Linked DNA regions of Homo sapiens: region 1 is linked to region 2. A link is a contact called in ENCODE Hi-C or POLR2A ChIA-PET data. All regions are on one chromosome and are shown on one strand. The core of a region is the stretch at or near the end of the contact, and the rest is flanking DNA. Distances in the headings are between cores, read along the strand shown.

Region 1 (7,152 bases), core at 3,467-5,966, 410 kb after region 2:
ATGCCCAAATCCTAAACGTTGTGAGTGCCAACATGACACTCAAAGGAAATGCTCACTGGAGCATTTTGGATTTCCAGTTTTCAGGTTAGGGATGCTCTGGCAAGTACAATGCAGGTACTCCAAAATCCAAAAAAATACTGAAATCTAGAACTTGTCTGGTTCCAAGCATTTCAGATAAGAAATACTCAACCCATAGTCCTTTTTGATAGCAGCCTATTCTTGTTTCATTCATTTAATATCTGAGACTCTTAAGTATATACTTTTTAAGGCTTTCTTCTACATGTCCCATGACCTGTTTCCTTAAACTATTTGCTCTTTTGCTTGCTAACACTGAAGATTTTCCTTAAGTCTCTAGCAAGCATAGTCTACTTCTTCTCATTTAAGAGTGACACACTAATAACCTGGTTAAAAGCCGTGTGGTAGGCATGGCCTATAGATTGATGTGTGGCAATGTAATATGATAAGGCAGTAATGTGTAGAGACCCCACATGTGGGGCTCGGTAGCTTATTTTTGCTTAGACTAGTTACCCAAAGAAGTATTCTCCAATCCCCTACCTGGGCTGTGTGGAGTGTAAAACTGACCACCAGTATTTGTGGGGGCTACACTGAGGAAGAAAGGATGGGAATCTCACAGTTAAATATACGGGCTTTTTCGGTGCTGCTTCTTGGTTGGTATTTTTTAAAATAAATATAGATTTTCACTCGCTCTCTGTATCTTCACAGCCTTCTTCAGAAATTAAACCTTCATGTTTACCAGAAGTGCAAGAGAAACTGCCTTGCTGCAGGAGATGGAGAGGAGACCTGGAAATCTTAACTGCCAACAATGAACACTTTCAAACCACCCTCGTTTCCTTATCTCCATTCTCAGAGGTGCTGGGTACCCTGCAGCCTTTCTGGAATTTGGGGGTAAATCATTTTGCTTCCTGGTATCCTCTCTCTGCAGCTTAGACCTTTCCTAACAAGCTGCCAAATGGGAGACAGCTTAGGGCATACAATCACGCAAGTGTCCTCCAAAGTCCCGAAGAACATCTGCAAGGTGGGGTGGAGCATAACAAAGACTTGTCCAGCCTCTGCAGGCAGAAATCCAGACACCTGGACACACTGCACAATTCTTTCAAAGGTTCCTTCTACTTTGGTTACCTAAAAAACATAGAGGTATACTATTTTTGTGTATTGACATAAATGCATCTATTAGACCTTGGGGGAAAAAAGAGTTGATGGCAAAGGATATATGTAATGTGTCAACAAGAATTCAAAGAACTTGCCATTCCTTGACATAGGCTTACCTTGTACCTAGCAAAGCAAGCTATGGGATTTCTGATCACATTTGCTAGTACATACCTTCATGACACAGACTTTTTAGCACTTTTGTTATCAAAAGAAAAACTCAAAACCGATTAGATGTCAAAAAAAAAAAAAAAAAGAAAACCTAAACCATATCCTTTGTTTTATGTACACAATTTGCATTTACTTCAATTTTTGCCTAAGGACCAGTAACTCTTGCAAGAAAAAAAATAAGAGAGGTATGCATCACAAAGACTGATCTTATTTAGTTTCTATCAAGAAAATCCATGACCAGTTCCATAACTTGCCACAAAACTGAAAAACTGTGTGGTTTTGAGTATGTACATTTTGGGGATTTTTCTTTCTGAGAAGGGGGTCAAGAGCATTGGTCAGATGCTCAGAGAGGACCCTTGAGCCAGGACTGCAGTCTCCTGTGCACCGTGGAGCCTGGGAGCATTGGGAAGACCTCGAAGAACTCTGGTTCAAGTAATTGCTACTTTCTGGAGGCAAAAGAACAGTGCCCCTTCAGGACCCACCATCGCCAACCTCACCACAGCCCTCGGAGGCATCTGGAAACATGTCAAAAAGACTTTGGAAAGTATTAATTTGACATATTCATGATGATAAGGTAAACAGAAATAACCTCCTCCATAAAGACAAAGCAGAAACAGCACAATTTACAAGCGAGAAAGAATAAGAAGAAACCTGAAATTGAAATAAACTTCACACTACTCCTAGAAGTGGTTGCTACAGTAGTTTTAAACGCCCTTTAAAATAAAGTCAAAAATACTGAATGTCATAAATTCCATCTGTGCTGCCCTCTGCTGGCTACATGAAAAGATTGTTAAAAGATTGACATAGAAATTGCACCAAAAAATTCCATTACCTGGCTGGGCGCAGTGGCTCACCCCTGTAATCCCGGCGCTTTGGGAGGCCGAGGCGGGTGGATCACAAGGTCAAGAGATCTAGACCATCTTGGCCAACATGGTGAAACCCCGTCTCTACTGAAAATACAAAAATTAGCCAGGCATGGTGGCACACACTTGTAGTCCCAGCTACTCGGGAGGCTGAGGCAAGAGAATTGCTTCAATCCAGGAGGCAGAGGTTGCAGTGAGCCGACATTGTGCTACTGCACTCCAGCCTGCCAACAGAGCGAGACTCTGTCTCAAAAAAAAGAAAAAAAAATTTCATTACCTTTTGAACATATATAGGGAGAGGAGAGGCAATTCATGTTCTACCCAGCGCATGTGCCAGTTCCTATGTGTATATTCACCAGTACTGATTTCCTGAAAGGGCTTTGTTAATATCAACATTGGTTTGCCCTTTGTCCACACACACTGGCTAATTTGAGGGATAGTGATAATAGGCTTCTACTATACAGGCAGACATAGGCAAAAAACTATATACACAATAAATAATAAGTAACATGCTAGAAAGTGATGGGTGCTATGGGGAAAAGAGAAGTATGTGGCAGGGGGTGGGGTCAGGTATTGTTAAGTTTTAAATAAGACGGTCAGAACAGGCATCACTGCAAAGATAAAATTTAAACCTCAGTTACTTCTTCCTCAACTCCTCCAAAAAAATATTCAGGATTCTCTTTTCTAAAATTCTGAGGTATACAAAATACATGTATATTCTTCTCTGAACCTCCTCTATTCCTCACCATGTAGACTAATGAAATTACGCAACACCTGCAAGATTTTATTACAAAGGCCACTTTCCCACAAGGAGACCCGAGCTCCAAGACCCACAGTGACAGTGCGGCGACCGAGTTTCCTACTTCCTCTGTCTTCCTAGGGTAAAAGTATCACTACATGGTAACCTGAGATTCTCTTACTTTCCATCTGAAAGAGCCTAACACTTTTAGAATGCCGACTCTCCCATTTTCTAGCTGCTCTTCACATATTGATTTACTCATCAGAGTAATAATTTGAAAGGCCAGGTGTGATGGCTCGTGCCTATAATCTCAGCACTTTGGAAGGCCGAGGTGAGAGGATCACTTGAGCCCAGGAGTTCAAGACTAGCCTAGACAACATAAACAGACTCCGTCTCTACAGAAAACTAAAAAATTAGCTGGCTGTGGTGGTGCGTGCCTGTAGTCTCAGCTACTTCAGAGGGCGAGGCAGGTGATGACCATCTGGGCTCAGGAGGTCAAGGCTGCAGTGAGCTGTCATCACCCCACTGCACTCCAGTCTTCGTGACAGAGTCAGACTCTGTCTCAAAAATAATAATAATAAAAGTGTACACTGATTTATTAAAAAAAGATTTGACTCTTTACCATGTGTTCATTCTAAATGATGTCTGTTGAACTGTGCCAAGCACTATGTTAGCCAAGAGCTAGACCTACAAAGGTCAAGAAAACAAAGTATCTCCCTCTTCAAAACACAAGAGTTCATTGGAGGACACAGGTAATGGCAGCGCCAAAAAAAAAAAAAAAAAAAAAAAAAGAAAAAACTACATGGCATGCTAAGGATCAGGCTCTGAAGGCCCAGAGTATGCCAGGCTCGTAGAGTAAGAATAGAAAAAGTCCCTGGGAGGGGTGGGAAGATAGTGGCACAGGTATACTAACGAGGGGAGTGACTTTTAAGAAAATGCACACTCTCAGCAGCATTCTCTGGTATTTAGGAAGAGATCTGGGGAGACTCAAATACTGCACTGCGGTCCCAATCTTGAAGGATCTAGAGGTCAACATCTGCGGGGAGGAGGCACTGTCTGGGAGAGGCAGGACATTTTTAGAGAATACTATTCAGTGATTTTAGCATGTTCACAAAGTTATGCAACCACCACCACTATCTAATTCTAGAACATTTTCATCATCCCCAAAAGAAAACCCCATACCCCATAGGAGTCACCCCCATTCCCGCATCCCCAAACCCCTGACAACCACTAATCTACTTTCTGCCTCTACAGATTTGCCTAATACATGGCCTTGTGTGACTGGTTTCTTTCACCTGGCACAATGTTTTCTATGTTCAGCCATGTTGCAGCATGTGTCAGAACTTCATTCCTTTTTATGACTAAAGAATCTTCCCTTGTAGGGACAGACTTCATCTTCTTTACCCACTCATGAGCTGATGGCATCTGGTTGTTTCCACTTTGGGGTTCTTATGAAAACTGCTGCTATAAGCACGTAAAATTTTGTGTTGTATAGGATCTTTAAAACTATATCTATGTTCCACTTTGATTAAAATAAATTTCACAGTATTTTTGGCCCTTGAGCCCCTATGCTCGGGTCCACTCTCACACTGTGGAGTGTACTTTCATTTTCAATAAATCTCTGTTTTTGTTGCTTCATTCAAAAAAACAAAATAAAATAAATTTCACAATATTTTCTACTTTTCTGAACCCTACCCATTATTCAAAGTCCAGCTCTGCAGCCTCCTCCCATCACATGGCTCTCTCACTGTCCGCCACTGCACCCCACACACCGGAAACAAACTAAAGATGCTGACCCACATTTGTGGTAAGTTTCACCTCTAAACATTCTCTGATTCTGAGAGCTACGAGTCCTATCATCAAAAATGAAAACTCTATGGAACCAGCTTGGCGTGGTTTTACTGGATCACTGAGTAGTCATGCCAGGTGTCCCGTCAGCTGGTGTAAGTATTGATCATCCTGCTGTGTGATTAACAAATAGTTTCAACACAGTCCTGGGTCAAAGGAAAATGTTTACACATCCAACAGGCCCAGGTTACTGTAGGGGACAACAATGCCTAGGTTATCAGGAAAGCTCACTGTTTAACTGGATTCAAGGAATAAATTATAAGCACCAGCCATTTAATGATAAATACAATTGATCTTTCTAGTACTTTTATTACTTGAGAGAATACAGGAGAATTGTCTGAAGAAGGGGGTAAGGGAGATTATTCAATTAATTCATTGGGTTTTCTGTATACTTCTAAACCAAATTCAGTTAGGAATTTTTACCAAAAAATTCCAGCCTTAATTCAAGGATGTTTATGAAAGCAAAGTTCTCTGATCAAATAAGAGTAAGTAAAAACGGGTGGGCGGGAGGAGTGTGCTTGCTTTTGTCCCTTGTTGCTTTGGAGATCTACTTTGATACAGGAGCACTGCAGATCCCCTTCCTGTTTCCTTTGCTCTCCTGCCTTACTAATTATATATCACCCCTTCCTTGCAAAACCACAAGACCAAATGTTACAAGTTACAAAATTGGTGTACTCCACCCATCCTTTACTCAGCTGACACAGAGCAAACTGAACCAGCGCGGTCCTGCCACAGCCCTGAAGACGGAACCATCACATGACAGAGGAGCTTGCGAGAAGGGCCCAACACACCCACATACTGTGTGAGGCAGAGCAAAGGTGGCAGCAGTAAGACCACCAAGGTCAGCCAGTCCAAACTTCTTGATACCTGTTATTGATTTAAAAACAAACTAGGCCAGGCATAGTGGCTCAGACCTGTAATCCCAGCACTTTGGGAGGCCAAGGTGGGAGGATCACTTGAGCCCAAAAGTCTGAGACCAGCCAGCACTTTGGGAGGCGAAGGCAGGCAGATCACCTGTGGTCAGGAGTTCAAGACCAGCCTGGTCAACATGGCGAAACCCCGTCTCCACTAAAAATATAAAAATTAGCCAGGCATGGTGGTAGGCACCTGTAATCCCAGCTACTCGGGAGGCTGAGACAGGAGAATTGCTTGAACCCAGGAGTCAGAGGTTGCAGTGAGCAGAGATTGTGCCATTGCACCCCAGTCTGGGTGACAGATTGAGACTCCATCCCCCCTACAAAAAAAAATTTAAAAATTAGCCAAGTTTGGTGGGTGTGCCTGTGGTCCCAGCTACTCAGGAGATTGAGGTGGGAGGATTGCTTGAGCCCACAGGTCAAGGCTGCAGTAAGCTATGATCATGCCATTATATTCCAGCCTGGGTGACAAATTGAGATCCCTGTCTCAAAAAAATAATAATAACAAATAAAAATAAAAAAATAAAAAAAAACCTAACTAAGCAGAAACCATTGTTTAAAATCTAATTATCTTGCTTTAGAAGGCAGGTGGTTTCAGAAAAAAAGAACTCTAAAACAATCTATTTTTGAAGTGTTTTTTTCCCAAGATTTTCTCCAAGCTTTTACTTAATACATTGTTCAGATGTTTCTCTGCCCTAAAAAAAAAATTCCCTTACAGTTCAAAAAATATTCCTAACAGGTTTAGAAGCAGTCCTCAAATTGCAGAAACTACTATTACCCAAAGAAATACCAAGTGCTCCTAAAATAATACCACATACTTATTCCACAAAATATTTCTTAGCCTGCTCCCTCTGGGTCTGAAAAGGATAGCAAATCAATGGCCAGGGGGTGAGAATATGCTTCTCCACGTGCCCAGAAGGAAGGGAACATGAGATATGGGTGCACAGAGTGGCATCAGCTACGGGAAGCTCATGTGGCATCCAGGCAAGTAATTCAGTGGCCTCCACTAGCACATCAGCAGCAGAGATGCAGAAAAACAGATTACTTCAAGATGCGTTTTGGAAGTAGAATAAACCATACTACTAATGAACTGGATAGGCAGAACAAGAGAAAGGGAAGGCTGATATCAAAACATTCAAAACATTTGATGGGAACACCTATGTGAGCGGATATGCTATTTCTCAGGTGGGGTGAATAAAGAGGGACACAGCACCAGGGGCTCTGCTGTGGCCATGCCAACTGTGAGAGACCCTGTAGGTATCCCCCAGGAGATGTCAAATGTGGCACTGGGATGTCACAGCCTGAAGTTTAGGGGTAGGAAGAGGGCTAAGCTATAGCTGATTCTTGCTATTCAAAGTAGTTATTGTTTAAAAAGTTGTTGCTGTTGCCGGGCACAGTGGCTCATGCCTGTAATCCCAGCACTTTGGGAGGCCTAGGCGGGTGGATCACG
Region 2 (6,674 bases), core at 186-2,685:
GCAGTGAGTAGAGATGAAGCCACTGCACTCCAGCCTGGGTGACAAAGCCAGACCCCATCTGGCCAGACCGCCATCGGGAGATGGAGGTTGTAGTGAGCCGAGATCCTGCCACTGCACTCCAGCCTGGGCTACAGAGCCAGATCCCATCCCGCCCCACCCCCCCAAAAAAAGAGAGAGAAAGACAGAGAGACAGGGTCTGGCTCTGTCACCCAGGCTACAGTGGATTGACTTGATCGTAGCTCACTCACTGCAGCCTTGAAGTCCTGGGCTCAAGTGATCCTCCTGCCTCGGCCTCCTGAGTACCTGGAACTACAGGCACCAGCCGGTGTGCCCTGCTCAAGCAGTAGACTTTCCCTTGGAATAAAGACCATTATAATCCCCTCCACCAACTCTCGCAAAGCCATAGTTTGCCAGAGCCATTACTGAACTTTTTGACAAGGCAATCAGCTCAAATGCACCCAAACAGGTTCGGGATTCCTGAACTCAGCCCAGGCTTCATTGATGATACCTAACACGCCTGACTCTATAAGCGGCTGACTTTTAAAATAATAACTTTTTTTTTTTTCTTTTTGAGATGGAGTCTCACTCTGTTGCTCAGGCTGGAGCGTAATGGCATGATCTCAGGCTCACTGCAACCTCCTCCTCTTGGGTTCAAGTGATTCTCCTGCTTCAGCCTCCCAAATAGCTGGGATTACAGGCGCCCACCACTATGCACAGCTAATCTTTTGTATAAAATAATGACTTTTAAAATAATCCAATACAATAAGATCTATTAAGCACCTAGTACATAACTATGAACCAGGGATTGGGGAGAGAAAGGAGGAAGGAGATTTGATCTCACCCTCGAAGGGTTTAGAATCTCTCCACTAAGATTTTTAGGAGTTAGAGTTGGAAACTTCACAATCTAAAGTGAAGAAAGACGAACAGGGTAAAACTCAAGACAGTTTTTGTAAAAAGAAATGTAAAACTGTTTGCCTTCCTGTTTCTTCGTCAGGGATAAGTAATTTCCAGTCATCCCATCCATTAAACAAATATGTATTAAGAAAGAAAAACAGTCCAGGAGCCTACTGCGGGCACAACCGGGGTGCACAGAACCCATCTCGGGAGGCTGGCTCTGCCCCTTGAGAAAGTTCAAGATGAAGGGGATGCCAAGGCCAGAGGCAAATGTCCAGCCCTCACTAGCGGGGATCACCTCGAGTTCCACGCGAGGGGCTCAGGGTTGGGTAATCGAGAGTGGAAAGCTCTGGAAAAACCCTAATACCCCTGTTGCAACATTCTAGGAAAATGGTCTGTCTATTGAATAAGAGTGAGTCACCATGGGAAAGTTGGGGCGGTCAACACTACCCCGCACTGCTCATCCCCATTCTTTGGCTCCTAGTGATGCTCCGGTCACCCTCTGGGGGCCATGGGGAGGAGGCAGTGACGCCGTGATCCGGAATTTCAACGAGACATATGCAAATGGCCCAATGGGCTGTGAAGGAAGTTCAGAGACAGGAGGATGAGGCAGCTCAGTGTTTCTAACCCACAAAGCAGAAGTGAGAATGGGTGAGAATTCCCAGTCACCTTCCCCTTCTCCTTTCCCTTCTCACTCTACCCCAACCCTACTCCCTGTGTGGGCCCTCTGCCCCTTCCCTGTTCAGAAATGAGATCACTGGGTGGGTGCAGTGGCTCATGCCTGTAATCCCAGCACTTCAGAAGGCCGAAGCCGGAGGATCACTTAAGGCCAGGAGTTCAAGACCAGCCTGGGCAACATAGTGAGACCCCCGTCTCTGCAAAAAAATTAAAATCAGCCAGGCGTGGTAGTGCACACCTGTGGTTCTAGCTACTTGAGAGGCTGAGGTTGGGGGATCACTTGAACTCAGGAGGTTGAGACTGCAGTGAGCTATGATCACACCATTGCACTCCAGCCTGGGTGACAAAGTGAGACCCTGTCTCTTTTTTGCTTGAGATGGAGTCTTGCTCTGTCGCCCAGGCTGGAGTGCAGTGGCTCAATCTTGGCTCACTGCAACTTCCGCCTCCCGGGTTCAAGCAATTCTCCTGCCTCAGATCTCCCCAGTGGCTGGGACTACAGATGCAAGCCACCACGCCTGGCTAATTTTTGTAATTTTAGTAGAGATGGGGTTTCACCATGTTGGCCAGGCTGGTCTTGAACAGGTGATCCACCTGCCTCAGCCTCCCAAATTCCTGGGATTACAAGCATGAGCCACCATGTCCAGCTGACCCTGTCTCTTAAAAAAGAAATTGAGATCTCTGACTTTTACCCAATTACCCAAGTCTGTCAAAGTACCCATCTGTAAAAGAAACCAGCCTTGTAAGGTTCCTTTCAACTCCAGAATTGAGGAGTGGGTTTGGGGGCAGTCAGAGGGGGGTGCTGGTGAGCAGGTGACAGGAGAAGGAAGAATCTCCAGTTGAGCCCCCACTATGTGTCAGGCCAGGAACCCAGGGACCTCACCAGAGCCCTCTGTAGAGGTCAGCATCCTCGTTTTACAGATGACACAATGACAGCCTAGTCGGAGGATGATGACACCAGGATCTGACCCAGTCTTCCCAGGCTCCCCCCCCCAACTGGAAGCCCCCCAAGATTGAGCAGACATATTCTTTCAGGAAACACCACCACTCTGGTTTATTTCAGCTGCAGGTCTGATCTCCATAACAGAAGCACACCTGAAAAATACTGCCTTAGCCGCTGAATTTTGATAGAGCAATTCTATATTCCTGGTAACTTCCTCTGTAATTAATCGTCAATTGATTACTCCGTCACTTACATGTGAGTGTGAAGGCGCTGGCTTCTTTGTCAGGAAGTGAACTCTCTATTGACGAATGAGTCAAAGCACTGGGCGGCTGTTACTTATTCATGAAGGAGGGCATTGGCGCGTTTAGGTTTCCCCTCACCTGTCCAGCACGCCCTGAAAGATTGTAGTACAGAGTCCTGGGGAGAAAGTGGTTTCCTGCCTCTCCCTGGGCTCATATTTGAATGGTACTTTCTTTCTCTCTCTCTCAGCAGACTAGGCTCCTCTCAGCAGATTTCCATCCCAAGTTTGGGTAGCTCTTGCCAAACCTTTTAACCCGTATTCTACAGCAATAATCCAAGTTATAAATAAAACTATTCAATTCAGCTATCTAGTTAATTAAAGAATTAGTAGCCACTTGTGGATAATATTTATTTTTCTGGGCAGTGAACTGAGTTAGTTGGACTGGGCATGGGGATGAGTTCAATATTTTATTAATTTTCCTTGAGGATAGCTATATATTTAGTACACATGTAATACAATGTATTAGTGTGATAACTTTTTTTTTTTTTTTTTTTGAGATGGAGTCTCACTCTGTCACCCAGGCTGGAGTGCAGTGGCACGATCTCAGCTTACTGCAACCTCTGCCTCCTGGGTTCAAGCAATTCTCATGCCTCAGCCTCCTGAGTAGCTGGGACTACAGGTGGACCCCACCATGCCTGGCTAATTTTTGTATTTTTAGTAGAGATGGGGTTTCACCATGTTGGCCAGACTGGTCTCAAACTCATGGCTTCATGTGATCCTCCCACCTCTGCCTCCCAAAGTGCTGAAATTACAGGCAACAGCCACCTCGCTCAGTCAACTTTCTTTAAAAAGGAAGGATGACTGGGCACAGTGGCTCATGCCTGTAATCACAGCACTTTAGGAGGCTAAGGCGGGAGGATGGCTTGAGCCCAGGAGTTCGAGACCAGTGTAAGCAACATAGGGAGACCCCCCCCCCACCCCCACCGTCTCTACAAAAAAATAGAAAAATTAGCCAGGTGTGGTGGCACATGCCTGTAGTCCCAGCTATTCAGGAGGTTGCGGCAGGAGGATCCATTGAGCCTAGGGGGCAGGGGCTGCAATGAGCTATGATCATGCCACTGCACTCCAGCCTGGGTGACAGAAGGAGACCCTGCCTCAAAAACAAAAGGAAGCTAAGGGGTGTAAACTGCCTGGGGAAGACTCTCTGGGGTCATAGAGAGTGGGTTTAGGATCTGGGGGACATTCTCTGTGGCCAGTCAGTCAGGGTGCTGGCCTGACTGCTCAACAAGCTTCTTAATGACTCTAAACCTCAGATTCTTCGTTTGAAAACCAGGCAGATGAGCTCAGAGAACTGCTGTGTGGATTCCCCCTCCCAGTTCCAGTGTGGCAGAGTCCTGGCAAGATAGAGTCTACCTAGAGCTGCTCAGAAATGCAGCATCTCATGGCCCACCCCAGCCAGATGAATCAGTCTGCAGTTTAACAAGATCCAGGTGATTGGTGCTGACGTGAAAGTTTGAGAGGCCAGGCTAAATAACATGACATATGTAAAACACCTGGCAGAGAGTGGGCATGGATGGGCGTCAGCTGCCCTCCTCCTCTCCCCCGAGCATCCTCAGACACCATCCCAGGGAGATCTTTTGCTTGGGAGGGAGAGATGTGGGTTGGATTGTGGGTGAAATGTGGGCGACCTGCATTCTCATGGTGCAGCACATATTTTGTCTCCTTGCAATCATTGATGTGGGCCAGACTGCAAAGTGTGGCCCCTAGGAGTTCAGCATATGGTCCTAAGGTTACAGGGTGAACCCAAGGCGACCAGGGCCACGTATGCAAGTACCCACAGCTTCTTCCACCAAGCCGCCACCACCCGTGGATGTGGTCACTCACTCTGGTGGGGCAAGGGGGCAAGAGGGCAGCTGGACCTCTAGTCCTCATATGGGTTTGCTGGTTGTATGTAAAAAGCCCCTTAGGGGCTGGTGTCCGCAATGTGATACTGAATGTGATGGTTTAACAGCTTTCATGACACACCCATTTTGGAAGCAGCCATCCTGTGCTGGGCACTGCGGATTCAACACAGACCAAATGGACCCATGGCAGGAAGGTCGTTAGAGTTAGGATGGGCAGAGAAGTAGCACATGGGGACAAGGGCTGAACCCAGGTCAGCACAGGGTGTTGGGAAGACCACCCTAGAAAGGAAGTGGGGGCCGGGCGCGGTGGCTCATGCCTGTAATCCCAGCACTTTGGGAGGCCGAGGCAGGCCGATCACTTGAGGTCAGGAGTTCGAAACCACCCTACCCTGGTCAACATGGTGAAACCCCATCTCTACTAAAAATACAAAAACTAGCCAGGTATGGTGGCGCGTGCCTGTAGTCCCAGCTACCCGGGAAGCTGAGGCAGGAGAATCGCCTGAACCGGGGAGGTAGAGGTTGCAGTGAGCTGAGATAGTGCCACTGCACTCCAGCCTGGGCAACAGAGCGAGGCCCTGTCTAAAAAAAAAATAATAAATAAAATAAAATAAAATAAATCAAGAAAAAGAAGGAAGTGGGGCCCAGGGCGGACAGGCTCAGGGCAAGGCACCTGCCCGGAGGGCACTGGGGTAGGGCACCGGATGGCCTTAGCCTCTGGACATTCTCAGCGACCTGGCACTAGGGAATGTTCCTGGCCTAAGGAAGGACCTGGGTCTGGCCAAAAAGGCGAGAGAGCTAGGCGCGGCCTGGGAGGAAGGTGCGGCGCTGGGGAGGGAGGGGAGCCCTGCCCTGGTGTGCCCTCGGTCCCGCGCCGCACACCCTGCCGGGAAGCCCGGGGCCGCAGCTGCTCGGGCGGCCCGGCCCAGAATAGCCTCCCTTCCGGGCAGGGCTGCCCCGGCCCGCAGCGCCAGCGCCCGAAATAGGGCTCGGCCGGGTGGCGGGCGCCAGGGGCCGCCCCAGCTGCAGGACTCGCCGGGGAGCCGGGGCCCGCGCGTGGACCGGGAGGGGCTGCGGGGTGCGGGCCCGGCCCTGGGACGCGAGGACCCGGGTGGGCGGGTCCGCGGGCGGGGTGGGGGCGGGGCGCGGGGCCGGGACCGGGATCCCGGGCGCGGGGCCAGCCCGAGGCGGGTGGAGCCGGGCGCTGACCTCACAGCCCGCGAGGAAGCCCGTCGGGGCCGGCGGGGCTGATGGAAGGCCTGAGGAATTCGCAGCCGGCGGCGCGGCCGGGCGCGTTCCCTTCCCCTCTCTCCGTTGCCCGGCGAGGGAGCCACAGCGCAGCGGTTGCCATGGCCACGGGCCGGGCGTGGGGCTGGGGGACCAGGGGCCGCTGAGCCTCGATCACCTTGTCCTGCTCGAGCCAGGTTGGCATGGACTGGAAGAACCCCGCGGCGGCGGGCGGGAGGTGCTGGGGCCAGGGGAGGCCCCGAGGGACCCCGCCGCCCGGTCTGCGCCCTGATCCCGCAGGGTCCTGTGGAAATGCGGTGTCTGCCTCCCCGCCTCCTGCGCTCACACATGCAGGCCTGGGGCCTGCGGGTCCCGGGGCTCTGAGCCTGCACAGCCCACGGGCCGCAGCCGCAGGCCCCGCACTGGTAGCTTAGGTGGACACGGAGGCTGAGGGGGAGTTTCCAAGGGGCCTGGCCTCACGCTCTGCCCGTCACAGCCGCCACCCCTCACCGGCCCTCCACCCACCCCTAACTCCTTAACCTCTCCCGGCCTCGGTTTCCTCACCTATTAACTAGAGATTAGTCATAGCTACCATCCAGGCTTGTTATATTAAAATAGAATAATTATGTAATGTGCCGTGTGCACTCCAAACGCGGTCCTCTTTCCCTGTCCCACACCTCCTTCCTCCTGCATCAGGCCTGGGGAGGGGGGCGTGCCGATGTCACCCCCAACCCCCAGGCCTAGAGTCCTGGACACATGGACGCCCCTGCCAGAGCTCCCCTCCCCGCGCTTG

What was found. Hi-C counts contacts between places; a loop is a spot of excess contacts on that map. ChIA-PET counts read pairs that join two places held with the same protein, here RNA polymerase II (POLR2A). Pooled maps may share reads with other maps.
Region 1: a pooled map shows a loop between it and region 2 (3-fold over the local background). The contact joins two enhancer-like sites. A Hi-C loop is called at or near these places in 3 of 50 pooled maps. POLR2A ChIA-PET finds 5 or more read pairs at or near these places in 2 of 52 experiments (B cell and CD4-positive, alpha-beta T cell).

What each region holds. Positions count from the first base shown.
Region 1 is chr17:78,743,440-78,750,591 of GRCh38, forward strand. All of the region lies in intron 1 of CYTH1 (cytohesin 1), which reads right to left. Among named protein-coding and RNA genes, the nearest start is that of CYTH1, 35 kb to the right of the region's middle. RefSeq lists enhancers at 5,475-5,534, 5,595-5,664. Within about 2 kb of position 4,717, at least 29 of the 41 ENCODE cell types and tissues checked have a DNase peak (open chromatin) inside an H3K27ac peak, as active enhancers do; they include B cell, where a contact is called at or near this core.
Region 2 is chr17:78,336,201-78,342,874 of GRCh38, forward strand. The region is part of intron 1 of LOC105371912 (a long non-coding RNA gene); the gene reads left to right. Among named protein-coding and RNA genes, the nearest start is that of SOCS3, 21 kb to the right of the region's middle. RefSeq lists silencers at 2,783-2,892, 5,456-5,715, 5,926-6,035 and an enhancer at 6,082-6,587. Within about 2 kb of position 1,436, at least 8 of the 41 ENCODE cell types and tissues checked have a DNase peak (open chromatin) inside an H3K27ac peak, as active enhancers do; they include B cell, where a contact is called at or near this core.